Linked DNA regions of Mus musculus: region 1 is linked to region 2. Evidence: chromatin loops called from intact Hi-C (ENCODE). Cell type or tissue: gastrocnemius. All regions are shown on one strand.

What was found. Peaks named below come from ENCODE experiments on the same cell type or tissue, not always from the same donor. Only the 100,000 strongest peaks of a DNase experiment are listed, where the experiment ranks them.
Region 1: it touches region 2 in a loop (2.3-fold over the local background); 7 of 42 quality-filtered maps call a loop at or near these places.

The regions. Positions count from the first base shown.
Region 1 is chr6:91,585,359-91,593,358 of GRCm38, forward strand. No RefSeq gene overlaps it. Among named protein-coding and RNA genes, the nearest start is that of Gm40387, 71 kb to the right of the region's middle. In gastrocnemius, no CTCF peak of the experiment used is centred here; DNase peaks (open chromatin) are centred at 3,219, 4,839, 5,180 and 5,872; H3K4me3 peaks cover 926 bases; H3K27ac peaks cover 4,306 bases.
Region 2 is chr6:91,678,314-91,686,313 of GRCm38, forward strand. It overlaps Slc6a6 (solute carrier family 6 (neurotransmitter transporter, taurine), member 6), which reads left to right and starts at 5,754. Exons shown (of 15, transcript NM_009320.4): 1 at 5,754-5,995. It overlaps Gm40387 (a long non-coding RNA gene), which reads left to right. Exons shown (of 3, transcript XR_869270.2): 3 at 1,295-2,436. Gm30628 (a long non-coding RNA gene) reads right to left here and starts at 1,379. Exons shown (of 3, transcript XR_377873.3): 1 at 887-1,379. In gastrocnemius, CTCF peaks have their summits at 4,917 and 6,904; DNase peaks (open chromatin) are centred at 1,044, 1,621, 5,711, 7,022 and 1 more place; H3K4me3 peaks cover 3,467 bases; H3K27ac peaks cover 5,483 bases.

The DNA.
Region 1 (8,000 bases), 93 kb before region 2:
TAATCCCAGCACATGGGAAATATAGGCAGGGGAATCAAGGCCAATCGCAGCCCCATAGGGAGATAGAGGCCAGCCTAATATATGAGACCTTCTCTTATGAATGAATGAATGAATGAATGAATGAATGAAGCACATATGAGTGCTGTCCAAGGCCCAGCTTTTTATTCCCCCCATCCTTAGGAGGTCTCACAGCATTCCTCTCCATGGCCCCAGCTCCCACTGGACTCTCGCCTGGCTAGACTTCCTCTTGACCTTCAAGAGTCTGTCGCAACTCCAAGATGTTCAGATATTCACCAGAGAGCTTCACATTGTCATGGGATCTCTGGCTGCCATGTCTGCTGCCCCAGTGTTCTGACCCTGAGGGCAAGCCCACCAACCACTTCCTGCCTGGGTGTCTGCTTCCATGTCACAAGCAGGGCCTGTCTGAGGGAAGCCAAGGATGGGTGGAGACAGGATATGGTACAGTCAGAAACCGACAGCCATGGGCTGCATATGTACTTGAAGTCCTGGAGAATTCCTGGCAGGTGGTAGCCTAGGCTTTGGCATCACTAGGTGACATCTCAATGAGACAGAAGGGGTTTTCCTGCAGTTCCTGAACCTGCCTAGAGATGGGACCCAGCACAGAGGAGGACACCCACCTCAGCTACTGCCTGGAGACAGTATGGACTACACAGTAGCTCAGCCACCTTGTTTTCAAGGCAATGTCACTAGATGTCATCAGCAAGATGAGACTCCTGTCAGAAGATCACAAAGGAAGAGCCTTAAAACAAAGCACCAAGCTTCCAGCCCAGGGGCTATCTGTCCAGCCACTGATCTGCAGGCTTAGCTCCTAGCCTGACTCTCTCCCTGCACAGGTACCTGCAGCCGTGGGAGGAGGCTCCTTCTCTGCTTTTCAGACTGTGTTTGGCTCCTGTGTGTATTTCCTGGTAACTGATGTACATGCCTCTTCTCCTGTTACTCGGTCTGTTGTTTGTTTTAACAGGCTTAAAGACTGAAAACTCAAGTTCCCTTCCCCCATAGCTGCTGACACCCTGCCAGACAGTGCCCATCTCCTGTCCTGTTTCTCGGGCTCCTCTCCCCTCAATCTCTCTCTTTTCCCTGTGAGTGTTGTCTCTCCTACATCACTCATTCCTTTCGCTTGGAAAGTAGGAGGTTGTAGAAATGCTTTTCCAGTTCTTCACCCCATTCGTGTTCCCAGGTACAGCTCTAAGAGATGGCTCTGCAGGAGAGTCCAGTTGGTCCCTTAAGGATTCGCATGAACTGCCCAGTTCTTTAGGCTGAATCAGGGTCAGCCCTCACAACTTCCTGGTGAAGTTTATTTAGTTGGGACTTGATTTGCTTTTTAGCTGTTCATCATGAATGAGGTTGTCTAGGTGATAGATATGTAGAACCTTTTTTTTAAAAGCAATATTTACTGAGTACCTATTGTGAATTAGTTGTAATTCTGGGCCTTTAAAGAACAATGGTGGAGACGACAGAAATGTTTGATTTTCAAATGTACCCTCTTCTAAGATCTCTACCTCCTGGCAAAAGGTGCAGTGCTCTCTGAAACCTTGAAGTATCTGCCCTAGTCATCCTGGGTCATGCTCAGCCTTTTTAGATTTGTCACAGCTGTCAGGCTGTGGTGACACACACCTTTAGTCCCAGCACTCCACAGGTAGTGGCAGGCAAATCTCTGTGAGTTTGAGGCCAACCACATAGCGAGTTCTAGGTCAGCTAGGGCTACACAGTGAAACCTTGTCTGAAGCAAAGCAAAACAAAACAAAACAAAACAAAACAAAACACCCAAAAAAAACCCCAAACAATGAAGAAGAAAAAGAAAAAGAGGAGGAGGAAGAGGAAGAAGAGGAGAAGAAAGAAAGAAAGAAAGAAAGAAAGAAAGAAAGAAAGAAAGAAAGAAAGAGAGGGAGGGAGGGAGGGAGGGAGGGAGAAAGAAAGGAAGGAAGGAAGGGAGAAAGAAAGAAAGGAAGGAAGGGAGAAAGAAAGAAAGGAAGGAAGGAAGGGAGAAAGAAAGAAAGAAAGAAAGAAAGAAAGAAAGAAAGAAAGAAAGAAAGAAAGAAAGAAAGGAAGGAAGAAAGCCCTACCCTGTCTCAAAAAAGAGAAATAAGGGGCTGAAGAGATGGGTCAGTTGTTAAGAGCATTGACTGCTCTTCCAGAGGTCCTGAGTTCAATTCCCAGCAACCATATGGTGGCTCACAACCATCTGCAATGGGATCTGATGCTCTCTTCTGGTGTGTCTGAAGACAGCTATGACATACTATGTGCAATTAATTAATTAATTAATTACTCTGTCACAGCTATCAGACCCTGTTTACAAGAGCCAGGAGCAATGGCTACCTGTGATCCTAGCACTGGGAATGGAAGAAGGAGTACTCAGAGCTATTCAGGGTAAACATAAGTTAGAGCAAGAGTTCAAGGCCAGCCTGAGCTGCGGGAGACAGCTTTAAAAATGGTTCCCACTGAGGTCTCAGAAGTCAAGACTTGAGCATGAGAGTCAGAGACATGCCTCAGCCCAGAACAAGAAAGCTTCTCTGGGGGAGATTGAGGATGGGAATCCCATGGATGCTTCCAGAATGAATGTTACAGAGAATAGCAAAGCCGGAAACTACAAAGCCATTCTGGAGGGAGTGAAAAGATAAAAGGAGCCAAGATCTCCAGGGACCCAGAGGGACGCTTATGCCGGACCTTGAGTCATAGGACTAAGATCTGCTCGTTGACCAGTACTCAATCAACAAGTATCTGTAAGTTCTTACCTTCTTAGATCCAGCGAGTGCCTTCACTGGCCTGCTTCTGCCTTTACCAGCCCTGTGTCAGGAACATGAGAGACCCAAGAAACAGACTTCCACAGTTCCTAGCCTAGCCTAAATGCCGGTAAGCTTGGGGTGGCTTGTTACATAGTATGACTGTAACAGAGCTATCGGATACAATTCTCTCTGGAAAGGCTGCTGGTAAGCTTCGGGGTGGCTTGTTACATAGTATGACTGTAACAGAGCTATCCGATACAATTCTCTCTGGAAAGGCTGATGTTCAGAGGTTATAGAAACCCCGTTAGCTGTCTATTCTGCTCCCCTCTCCCCTTCTTGCTGAACCGTGACTCGTGAAGTGTTAAGTATGTCATGACAGATGCAGAAGTACTGGGCCAGGGGGACAATAGACACCGCTGTGACAGAAGCTTCATAGTCCAGCAATGGCAAAAAGCCAGTCTCAGTTAACACTCCCAGCTCATGCTTGGATCTTGAACCTTCCATAAGGACCCCAGGAGACTCTTGAAGATCTAGAACATTCCTTTTTATCTCGTGCTAGATAAGCTCAGCTCCATCACTTACAGCTGTGAATCCTATCTAGGTCACACGGGACATTTATCATGCCCTGCCTGTGTTTCCTCGGTGACAGGTGAGGCTTCTCACAACAGCATCTAACTCCTGAGACTAAACAGAGTGGCCTGCGGAAGCAGGGTCTAGGATCAGTATACAGCAGGCACTCAATCCATGCTAGCCATCTCTACTGCATATCTCAGTCCTGGTTCTGAGATCTGAACCCTCATCTGCCACCCAGATGACCTCTGTGGGTGGGACCAAAGGTGCTTGTGACATCTGCTAGGCACACTTAGCCAAAAGACACTTTTTGACTTAGTGTCCTTAATTAGAAAGAAAGAAAAAAAGAAAAGGAGGAAGGGAAAACTTTTTAAATTGCTGGCATTTACAGAGTGTTAGTGTTAAGAGCCAGGCCCTCACACATATGATATCATTCCCTCAAAGGGCCCGTCCATTCTTGCCCCTGTTTACAGAAACTACAGCAAAAATAGGCAAGAAGGTACAGCAGGCCCTGTCTGCATTCCGTTCCTACCCGGCAGCCTTCACTCCTTTTTTGAAAAAAGACATTCCAAATTTTCTTTGGGGGAGCACTGACGCTCTTTGATGAGTCTAGGGTCAAAGCTGTCAATCAAGTTACCCTGCTTTCTTCTGGCTCACATGACCCAGGCCTGGGTGATCCTGGGACTTTGCCTCTTGAGTCACAGGTTGGGAAAGCCTGCTTCACCATGGCAACATTGTCTGTGGGTCCTTGAGCGTCTACACCCTAAGCACATGAGATTTCCACTCCAAGAACTACCTGTCCCCCTTCCAATGAGGCCCCAGCTATCAAGCTGAAGTCAGGCAGCCACTCTGGGACCTAGCCCACAATACCACAAGGTATTGGAATACCACAAGGCCATGTGGGGTTGGAGGCTACTAACACACACACAGGCTTGAATGCTGGAGGGAAGGGTCTTGTCTGGCAAGAGCATTGCAGGCGTTAGTGGGAAACATGCCCACTGTGACACTAGAAAGCCAAGTGCTCTGTGGAATCCCTCAGAAGTGGCTTCTCATCTACCCTCGACCTTCCAGACTAAGTTACAGTTCCACAGAACAGTTCCCAGCAACCCAACAGGCCCTTAAACCCCTGCCTACGATGCTCGTCTGATGGCAAGCAGTTCTGAATCATCATGAGCCTCCATGGGACCCTCTCCAAGGCTGGGGCTAAGGAGCCCCACCATGTCAGCAATCGGCCAGCCATCTTCCCTAGCTTCACACATTTGAGACCCATACTCCACGCATGGCATACTTGTGTTAAATTGTGTGTGTGGGGGGGGGGGGTTGGGGGGGTGCTTTAACTCTGTTAGTTCAGATGACCTGACTGATATCACCAGGGGGAAGGGCACAGAAATTGCTCTGCAGAAATAAAACATGATTGTGCATTAGAAACCAACATACTTTACAGACGTTCTATTAAAGCATCAAAGTGACGTCTCAGGGTTTGTCACAGCAGGATACCTGGCACTGCCCTGTGCTCCCCACCCCCAGCCAGTCCCCCCAGCCTGGTAAGTGGCCAGAAGAAAAAGTCCAAGGGAGGCAGACTAGAAACAGTTTCCCTAGGAGGTGATACAGTCTAAGGCCATGGTGTGTACAACACACTTGGTGATTAGGGAAACAGTGGTCCTCATGATGAAAACAGAGAGGGTAAGACTTGACTGAAGCCACACAGCACAAAGGAAGAGTGCCTGGAACAGGTCTGCCCACTCCTAGCATTCTTCAGCACCTTGGTTTGTGTCTTTAAGGCACTTCAGATGCTTCCGGCCAGTGCTGATGGTCTGGGATCACACCATCCTAATCCCCGAAGCCACTCCCTTCCATCTGTCTGGTTTGAAGCCCTCCGTACTCAGTACCCCACAGCACCCACAGACAGCACCAGTTGGTGTGGGATCCACAAATGCAAACTCATTTAAATGTCAGCTGTGGCGACACGGGGCTCAGGGAGGCAAACAGGTGACAGAAATAGATGTGACAATCACAGTATCCTAGGCTGTCGGCAGGCACTTCCAGCCCCTCTTAACCCTTGCTTGGGCTGGTGGCTCTCAGAGAATCAAGATACCAGGAACCCCCATCCTGAGGGAAACTCAGGAATCCTCTGTCACTCCTCTAGCATCTTAGATGGGTCCCAGGCTCATCCCACCTGGACACCTTGTGAGCTTTTCTGTTTCAATGAACCGAGTTTTCAAGAAAGATTTTGTTTGCGCAATGAGATCTGATGCCAAGAATTTGGAGATGACTGGCCTCTGTGATTTTCCAGGCAGCTTCAGTTAATGGGCTGCGAAGAAAGGCTCAAGTCCACTCCGGAAGTAGTGGCTGTTCAGGGTCCACCTTTTGCAGCCAGAAGTTTGCCTCCTTACTTATCTCTGTGAGAGGGTGAGCTGTGGGGGTTAATTTTAAAGGAGGAGGCACTTCTGTGGCGTCAGGAAGCCTCTTTGTCTGCTTTGAGGCCCATCCAAGTTTAACTTTCGGTGGGCAGGAGACACCCAACCTCCTTTCCCAGCCTCAGCAGCCCTGGCCCCTCCCCCCAGCCTTGCACAACAAGGTACCAACTGGCACCATACAAAAGCAGCCTTGCCTTTGGATCCCCCAGCTCCAGGGTCTGGGCCAAGCTCCGAGTGGCCTCAATGAGCCCAACTTGCTTTGTTACCCTACTGTCCCTGTGCTTACAAAAAGGAAGAGGGAGGGTGGGACAGCCCCAAGCCACATTTGATTGGAGAACTTTTGTGTTTGGATTTAAGCGTGGCCTTTGTGAAATCTCTCTCTTCTGGCAACTGTGTTCCTCAGCTGAGAGAAGGAGTGAGATCTCCCCTGGGGGAAATTGGAGACAGGGAGGCTGAGCAATAGGGCTAAAGGGAGCAGGCTCTGTGAGGGAAGGACGAATGACTTATAAGAGGGCATGAGAAGCCATTGAATAGGGACCAGCAGACGACAGCGGTGAAACTAGGATGACAGTTGACCACAGATGTGCTACTCAAGAATGGGGTGTTCGTGTAAGGTATCATGCCGCTGTCTGTAGCTGATGGCCATGTGCTGTAGAGTGGGCTCTCTGGCAGGGTTCTGGTACACCTCCATGCCCAGGAAGGGAGGAAGAGGGGAGCCCATGTTTGGTTTCATTAGATTCTGCTTTTGTGTTATAGGAAGGATCACTCACATTATCTTCTCAGGACCGGAGTCAGAGATGGGAGATGGATTATTGGAGGTTCTGAACAAAGTCTGGTTCCTCACACTGGAGCAGCCTGCACAGCTTTAAAGCCAAAACTAAGAGACGACAAACCTCCATAGCATTAGAAGAGGAGGGATCCTGCTTCCTGCCTGGTGGTTACATATTGAGCCTCAAGGCCTTTCTTGACATCATGGAGTAGTGGCCACAACAGACTTTGAAGCCAAACAGCCTGTGTCCGTATTTGGTTCTGTCACCTACCAACTGGAAACCTGTTGTGAATGCCGGCTTCCTTGCTTACAAGGGATAAATGACAAGATAGAGCACTAATAACATCTCTTCTACTGTTTTCTGCGACCATGGCAGACATTACTAGTCAATCAAGATAACTCTCGCTGAGCCTCAGAGCCCCTTCTGTGTGTCCAGAACTCCTCATTGGACATTTGAGGGGCAACCCTTTTTCCTTCTCCATCAGCAGCCACAGAACACAGTTCTTAGCACATACCATGGATAAACACCACTACTCAATCTCTGCTCAGTGCACAAAGTCTTAGTTTCCTCACCCCCAGCAATGGGGAGCTCTCTCTCACTGCCCATTTCATCACTGAGCAGTGCTAAGAAACTTTTCCTCTTAAGTCTCCCTCCTTGCCCCTCCCTATTCACTTCCATCAGTGGGTCTATGGCAGAAAGTTCCCTTCCTCCCAGGGTGTGCTGTCGCTACCGATTTAGGGGTTTTATTTTTAGGTGATACATTTGAACCTTCTGATGAGTACAGCCTTCTCTCAGCTTGCCTGTGCTCAAGCCCAGGCTAGCTAAGCAGCTTTAGCATTCTGATAGACATGTGAGAGGCGGGGTGTGTGTGTGTGTGTGTGTGTGTGTGTGTGTGTGTGTGTGTGTGTGTGTGTATGGATCAGGACAAACAGAGAGGGGGACGATAGGATGACAGATGATGTGTTGTAAAGCTTCCTAGCACACCAGGCCAATGTCACTCCTTACATAAGCTTAATAGCTTCTCAGGGGGATTGGGGCTACATCCAGGGCCTCATTGTTAGCTGATTAAGGCTGATTATTCCAAGGGGAGGGGGCCATGAAGAGGGATGTGAAGTTATGTAACTAACCACTTATTTGGATTTAATCTATGGTTCTAAATTTAGGAGGTGGAAGGCTTCAAAAATGAGCTCTTGTCATTTAAAGGTGGCACTGGCCCTAGGGGTAAGGGGTATGGGTCCAGCAGGTCGCTGAAGCCAAAGGCTACAGGGGCACTTTTCATTTAGAGGGGACCTCAAGGTTTTTGTCCTACAGTATTGCAAAGACTTGCAAGAGAGCAGTGCACCTGACGAGTAGAGGAAGACAGTGTGGTGATAACGGGTGAATCAGAAACCAATGTCCTTCAGGCTGGAGAGCTCTATAAGAATCTGGAAGGTAGTGTTTACCCAAGAGAAGGACATGTGTTCATGTGTGTGGTCATCTCCAACTGTACTGTTCCTGTG
Region 2 (8,000 bases):
TAGTTACAGATCCACGTGAGTCCCTAGATGTGGGCATGGGAGCTGAACTCTGGTTCTCTGCAAGAGCAATATTCTCTCTTAACCATGGAAACATCTCTCCAGCCCCTTGGCTAAATATTGTGATCCATAGCTGGCTGAGAGAAAGAATAGGGTGGGAGTAGGGACTACAGAATCAAAGACCTGGGTACTGACCCCTGCAAAAAGTATTCAGATGTCCATACATAGACTCTTGTGTGTCCTTGTCGGGTCAGGCTGTAGAACCCATCCTTCCCAGGGTTCTCCAGGGGCTTTGCCTCTCCCTTCCCCTCAGGTAGCCCTGGCTCTCCAATTCTGTCTTGATTTTTCCATATAAATGAAACCACAGGGAGTCTGGCTTCTTTCACCCAGAGTGTTCAGAGCTCCCTCGTGGTTCTGCGCATCCCAGGAGTCCTTTTGCTAGAGCTGCAATCACTCAGTTTCTATTTTCCTGTTGATACAACCAGGCTGTTTCCATTTTTAGCTGCCATGAATTGTGCAGCCATTCATTCTTGCACAAGGGGGTAGAATTCCACACGGCAATACCTGGGCGTGGGGTTGTTAGTTCAGAGGCCAAATGTTCAGCCTGACTAGAAATTTCTAACCTTATCTAGAACTGCCAAGCTGTTTTCTACGGCGGTGGTGCCCTCCTATGTTCTTCGCGGGGAGTGGCGATGGGCTAGGGTAGGAGAAGACCAGAAAGAAGGAGGCTCCTGCAGTCACCCCCAGGGAGCTGGCTTGGCCACGCAGCAGTGTGCGCTTGCTTGCTGGTTTCCCTACAGTTTTGCCTCTATCCTCGATGCATTCCCTCCCTGACTCTGGAGCAGTCTGCTCCCTCGGAGAGAGGAGGAAGTGGGGCTCGGGGACTTACCTCCCCAAGACCACATCCGGCAATGGGTTCCCATGATCCTCTGCGCTGGCCGCATGCTGGGCATTGCTAGGGAGCCAGCCTCTTGGGTGCTTCCTGCTTGGGGCTCCAGCTTTGGCTGAGTCTCAGGCTGCAGCTGGCTAGTGGGCAACATGCATTGGGTGGGGGAAGAAACTGTGAGAGAAGGCTCAGAAGTAGAAAGGCCCCAGGCACCCGGGGCATATGGGTAGGAGGAGCACTTCCACATGCCCAGTGGTGGACTGTGCCAGAGACCCTATTCATCGCTTCCCATGAATCATCTCCACTGGATCCACACGGCGGGGGTGGGGTGGGTGCACACTGGTGTTTTGTTTAGTCTGCCTGTATAGATTAGGACAATGAAGTACAAAGTTGTTGTGTTCTTCATTGTAGGTCACACAGCCCAAGGATAGATGAATCTAGGATTTGCAAGCAGGCAAGAGGAAGATTCCTGAGAGCCAGGGTATTCTGATCAGGTTTTATGATGTGACCACTGGTACATTGCTGGGCATATGAACATACTGAAGAAGTATCTCTAGGACACAGTGATGTGACTGAGAAGAGGACCACCCACACACGGCCTAATAGCCCTGTTTGTCTCTTCAGGGTTATACTGGGGCATGGTACTCTGAATTCTATGAGGCTGGCCAAGAAGATCCTCGATCCTTTGCAGAGTTGGTGCCAAGTGGACTTCCAAAGCTAGCCAGATGGCCCAGCATGTGCTGTGCCTCCCTCGGCATTGTGGCTACTCTTGGTGACCTGACAGATAGGGCAGGAGATTCTCTGGCAGGGTCGGGAGGTTTTGTTCAAAGCCCTGATCGATTTGATGTCACTACTGAGAGCTGCTGAATAATGTAGTCTCAGTGGCATTTTACAAATCCCATTCACTGCACGCAGTAATAGCCACGGACCAAAAGCCTGGAACCTGGGCATTACCCTGCACACGTTCCCCAGGAGCTCTGCCTGGACATTGATTTCTCATTTCTGAAATGAGAAATTAGTCCCATTGGAATGTCAGCCAATATTGGCTCGTGGAAGGAACTTCTGCCTGCCTTTCCTTGAAGGACCTTCTAAGTGCCAATGGTTTTGGTGCCCTGTGTGCCCAACAGTTCTCTCTGAATCTTCCAGCTCCCATCTCTGGCCTGGGTCTCAGCTAAGCCTCCTTCAGGACCAGCTAGTGACATGGAGACATTTACAAACCAAGGAGTGCTATGATATCTCTCTGGAGGGGTCTCGTTCCACCGTGGGAGCGTACTCTTCAGTGCTAGATATTTGTGGCTGAGCAAGGGGCTCATTCTGACAATTTTCAAGAGAACCCAAAATTTCCTCTTTTAAACTTTTTTTTACATTCATTCATTCATTCGTTCGTTCACTAATGTGCACGTGGGTACCACAATGTATGTAGAGGTCAGAGTTGGCTCTCTCCTTCTATCATACAGGTTCTGCAGCTCAGGTTGGATCTCCTTTGCAGAAATTACCTTTGCCTGCTGAGCCATCCTTGCTGGCCCTCCTTGGTTTGTTTTTGAGACAGGATGTTATTAAACTTCAGCCAACCCTCCTGCCCCAGCCTTTAAATACTCTCTCTGTGTGTCTGTCTCTTTGTCTGTCTATCTTGACTGTCTGCCTGCCTGCCTGCCTGCCTGCCTCTCTGTCTCTGTGTTTGTCTCTCTGTTTCTCTGTCTCTGTCTGTCTGTCTGCTGCCCCCCCCCCCCCTGTGTGTGTGTGTGTGTGTGTGTGTGTGCGCGTGTGCGTTTGTGTGTGTGTATGTAGGTATGTACATTCAGGTGTTCTCAGAGTCCAGAAGAAAGCATCAGATCCCTTGAGGCTGGAATTAAAAGGTGACTGTGAGCTGCTTGCTGTGGGTCCTGGGAACTAAACTCTGGCCTTCTGCATGAGCAATTGGAGCTCTGTTGTTCTATCTCACTGGCCCCCTACTTATTTTATTTTATTTTATTTTTAAATTGTTTGACACAGAGTCTTGTGTAGCCAAGACTGGTCTCATACTCTCTGTCTCCAAGGCTGGACTTGAACTCCACATCCTCTATCTCCTAGATGCTTGGATTACAGGTATGTGCCATTGTGTTTGAGCAAATTATTTGAGACAGGCTCTTACTATGTAGTCCTGGCTACTCCGAAATTCACTGTCACCAGGATGACCTTAAGTTCACAGAGATTCACCTTCCTCTGCCCTCTAGGTTTAAAGGTGAATACTACCATGCCCAGATCAAAATAACAGTAATAAGAATATCATTATTATATAGTATTATTTTATAATTATATTATAACATATAATTATAACAATTATTATATAACACTATTAATAATGATTATTATCTATTTTTGTTTTTTGAAACAAGGTTTCTCTGTGTAGTCCTGGAATTGCTCTCTAGACCAGGCTAGCCTGGAACTCAAGAGATCTACCTGCCTCTACCTCCCAAGTGGATTAAAGGAATGCACTACCACCCAACAGCCTGAAATTATTTTTTTTTAAAGAGACTCAGTGTCTCTATGTTGTCAGGCCACCTCTAGACTCCTAGGCTAGGCAATCTTGCCTAAGCAGCTGAGCAGGTGAGGGTACATGCATTCATATATCAATTTTGATTCCTGGCAATGAACTCAAATCACGATGGATGGAGCCCACCACAGGCCAAGCAGCAGAACATCTGGGGCTGGATTCAGTTCAGGCTGCCCTGCTTGAGACTTCTGACCGCTCTGACAGTCCATGGCCTCTCACATGTTAAGTTCATACTCCATGCCTGACTGATCTGCTGCACCCACAGCCTGGGGCTGGGTTCTTCCAAAGCTCCCCTGGAAACAAACAGATGGTCTAGGTTTAGATTCCAGCCCTGTGACTCACTGGCCAAGCGTCCCCCAGGCCAGCTATTTTCTCTGTGGCTCAGTTTTCCCTTCTGTAAAGTGGGAGAACTAGCAGTGCTGAGCTCCCAGGGATGCTCTGGGGAGGGGCGGGTTGGCCTTGTTTACATGAAGTGAATTCTACCAGCCGGGAAAATGCTGAAGAAAGGAAACTAACTAAATAAATATAGTAGTTGCAGTGACCCAGATGTCACTCAGCTATGACCCCAGCTACCCAAGGGCTCTGCAGTAGGAAGGTGACTTGGAACCCAACAATTTGGGACCAGGCCAGGCAATGTAGTGCCATCCCTATCTCAAAATATAATACATACACACTTACATACACATACATAAATAAATGCAAGTGTAGCTGAGCACTTTCTGTGCACCAGGCCTGTGATGCTTTGTGTACTTGATGGGAGTTCGAGGACCAGATCTCACCGAGTTGACATTACAGAAGGGGAGACTGATGAAGGCCTGAGCCACCTCCTCCCATTCTTCCCAGTCATCCCTTGTGTGATACTGTGTCGATCATTCTTAGGCTCAGGCCTGCCCAGGCTTTCCGAATTGAATCCCTGGGCCTGCCAGGCCTCTGTGGCCTCCCCTGCCCTGACTCTTTGTAGAGTCCTGTGACACCATGCCTGCAGGCTTTTGCAGCCTTACAGCCCTTGCTTCCTCTGTTCCCCACCCCCACCCTTCTGTCTGCCCAAAGGCTCTGGGCTTCCTGAAGTCTGCTCTGGGTTCAAAACAGCCACTTTCCTACTCTCTGACCTACCCCCTGGTCTCAGCCCTTTGTGCTGTGGGTAATGAAATGTGAGTCTGGATTTTTTTTTTTTAAGACGGGTTTTCTCTGTGCAGCCTTAGTGGAACTCACTCTGTAAACCAGATTGGCCTTGAACTCAGAGATCTGCCTGTCTCTGCCTCCCAGCGCTGGGATTAAAGGCTTGAGTCACACCACCACCTTATTTTGCTTCTTGGTGTCTTATGCCAGCCTAGGACAATGGATTCAGGCTGGTCAGGTCTGGGGCTACCATTCCCAGTTTAAGAGACAGGATAGCCATGCTACATAATTGACACTTATGTGCAGAGAGAGTGGAGAAGAAAGAAAAGGAAGTGGGCAAGCAGAGAGGGGGAAGGCCTTACTGAAGGTCACACAGCGCCACCTCAGGCTCAGCCAGGCTGTGGGTGTGTACAATCAGATGGAGGACATGCTCATTCAAATAAGGACAAGAATAATGGCACACTCCCCATCTCCATTTAAAAATAGTCACATTTGCTGACACTCGTTTGGCACTTCCTAGGTGCCTGGTGTCCTGTTCAGACTCTTTACACTGTTAACCTTGGACCCTCCCAGCAGCCAGAAGTGATGAGTTCCACTATTTTTATTTCCGTTTTACAGATGAGGAAACTAAGACACAGAAGGTCTGGGGAACTTGCCTGATGTCACACAGCCACGACGAAGTCGGGGCGCTTCGAAAACACAGCCTCATGTGGGCCAGGGGTGGGGGTGGGGGTGGGGGTGGGGGACTTGGCCTCCATTATCACTTCCACGGCAGCTCAGCCAGGCTTGCAGAGCTGCACACTGGCCCTGAGAGGACTCGGGGCAATGGGGGAGGAGCAGATTCTGGTAGGGATCTAGCTGCTGCGGCAGCCACAGGCCTCGTCCACAGACCTAGGTGGGTGTGTTAGAGAGCGTTGTGGTGTGGTAATATCAGGACAGGAGATGAGCCAGGGGTCTGGGTCTCTAACTCCTCATCGCCTGCATGAGAGGCCTGAGCAGTGCCATTAGCCACCAGCGTTTGGATGGAGCATGAGGATGGGTGCGCGCGCTCGACGAGGCGAGCTCCGGCTCTTTGTGTGTCCGAGCTCGTGCGCGCGTGCGTGCGTGTGTGTGTGTGTGTGTGTGTGTGTGTGTGTGTGTGCGCGCGCGCGCGCGCGCCCCGTGTGTGGGCGTGGCCGACAGACCAGGCCCCTCCCTAGGCCCCGCCCAGGCCCGGCCAAGCTGGTATTTTTCCACCCAGCAGGATGGGTGATGCGGAGAGCTGCCTGTTCAGACAACAGACACGCGAGGTCAGGGAGAAGCCGCTTATAAATTACCGCTTCCTCCGCGCCGCCGCCAGCGTCGTGCTCCGGGACCTGGTTGCTGCCGAGCTCCCGTGCCCAGCCGCCAACGCCGCGATCGCCGCCAGTCCCGCCAGCCTCGCCAGCCCCGGGCCATCCGCTGTGGGCTTAGCCACCCAGGTACCCAGGGCGTGTGGGCCGCGACTGCAGCCCCCTCCCCGGGCCGCGCTCCGCCACCTCACCGGGTCCCTGCGGGTCTGGCCTCCCCGCGCTCTTTCATCCCCTTCACCCCTGAGGGAGGGACTGAGGGTCTCCTGTTCAGCTCTGCTGGAGAGGGAGTTATTGTTTCCCTGGCGAAGGGGCTGGGGCTGCTGGTGCGGCGGCAGGTGTGTGTGTGTGTGTGTGTGTGTGTGTGTGTGTGTGTGTGTCCCACGGGGTGCCTCCTTGTCCCTGGATGTCTCTGTTTCTGAGAGTGGCTGTTTCTCCACCCTAGGCAGCCGTGTACATGTGCGCCCCGGGGTGTGTGATATGACCAGGGCTATGTCCGGGGCTGCCTTACCTGAGTGTAGTGTGGCCGTGTGGCTCTGTCTTCTGATACACACACACACACACACACACACACACACACACACATCTTGCCTATGTGAACCTGTACGTGTGGCTGTGTCTCCGGAACCCTGGCCGTGTGCACGTGTGTGTGCCCGAATGTGCCTGGATCCCTGGATCTGTGGTTGGGGGCAAGTCTAGTGTCTTCTAGCTGTACCCGAGAGGCCATCCCTTGTGCCCAGTGGGCCCAATGGACATCTTTGGTTCTTCGTAGTATTTAGGAGAGGTAAAAGGGCGGTATGGCTCCAGGTGCTGCCTGGGTGTGGCACGCAGGTGTGACAGTCGCTCCCAGGCTTGAGTAGCAGGGCTGAGGCCCGAAACGACAGCCAGGGGCAATGGGTAGCACCAGCTGAACACATCTTCCTCTAGACTGCTCCCCTTCACTTTATGGGTTCCTCTTTTGGGTGGGAGGTTCTGGTCTGCTCCCACTGGGGAAGCCACACAAGGAACCAGTCTCAGGAACAGATCCTACAGTCCCAAAGCCTCAACCTAGGCTGTAGCCTGGCGGCAAGGGAGGCGTGTGCTCAGCAGGGCCACCGACCTGGCTATTTTGGTCACTGCCTGGCCTCTGCCAGATCCCTGCCTTCCCTAGGACCAGCCCCAAAGGCTTGGGAGACAGCCTGGGCCCCCATTTCCTGCCTGGGGAAATAAATCATCTCAAAGACTGGCCAGGCGCTTGACCCGGAGGGTCCTCGGACTGCGGATTGGTAGCACGTGGCTCCAATTGGATGTCAGTAAATTGGCCTCCGATTTGGCACAGCTAGCTTTCAAATAAATGTCATAGAGATCTTTTTTAAATTAAAAGAAAAAAAAAATTTTTTTTTTGTTGCTGGTAGGGAGGGGATCTCACTCAGAGTCTCTAAGCCAGAAGGAGTTTATTTTTATGAGAGAGCTGGTGAGTGCTTAGCAACGGCCTGCCTGCCTCCCTCTCTACCAGGGAGTCATCGGGGAGTGGGGGGTGAGAGGGAGGTGTTTTAGCAAGATGATGGTGGGTGGCTGGAGGGGGACCTAGGCACCAGCTGAGAACCCACAATAGGATGGTATTGGCAGATGGTTGGAGGTTGTCTTAGGCCTTGGTTCAGCCACTCAGTTAACCTTGGGCAGTATTTCTTGTCCTCAGTCTCTTCATCTGTAAAATGGGTGGGGCATACTACCCATTGGATATGTCAACTGGGGATCCAAGAGTCTTCTTGTCCCCAGAAAGACTGTGTTCCTCTTAATGGTGACCTTGGGTAGTTCTCTTAGCTTGGGCTTGGCTGTCCAGGCGACAAGGACGCTAAGGCCAGCCTCGCCTTGTCCTTGAAGGGATTGAGGGAGATGAGGCTGAATAAGCTTGTGGTAAGCTGTAAAGCCGGGCTCGGCTCTAGAGCTGCTGATTAGAGGGTGTCACGAGGTCTCAGGTCACTGTGGTATGTGGCAAGGGCCATGGTGCTGTCCGGAGAGAGCTTTTGTCCTTTGGGGATACCCTGGTACTGCCTGTAGCTCTGTTGTGGTCAGCCTTCCTGACTTTCTAACCCCCTCTGTATCCACATCTGCTTGGTAGAATCTGGAGGCTCAGGGCTGGGGGAACAGCCCATTC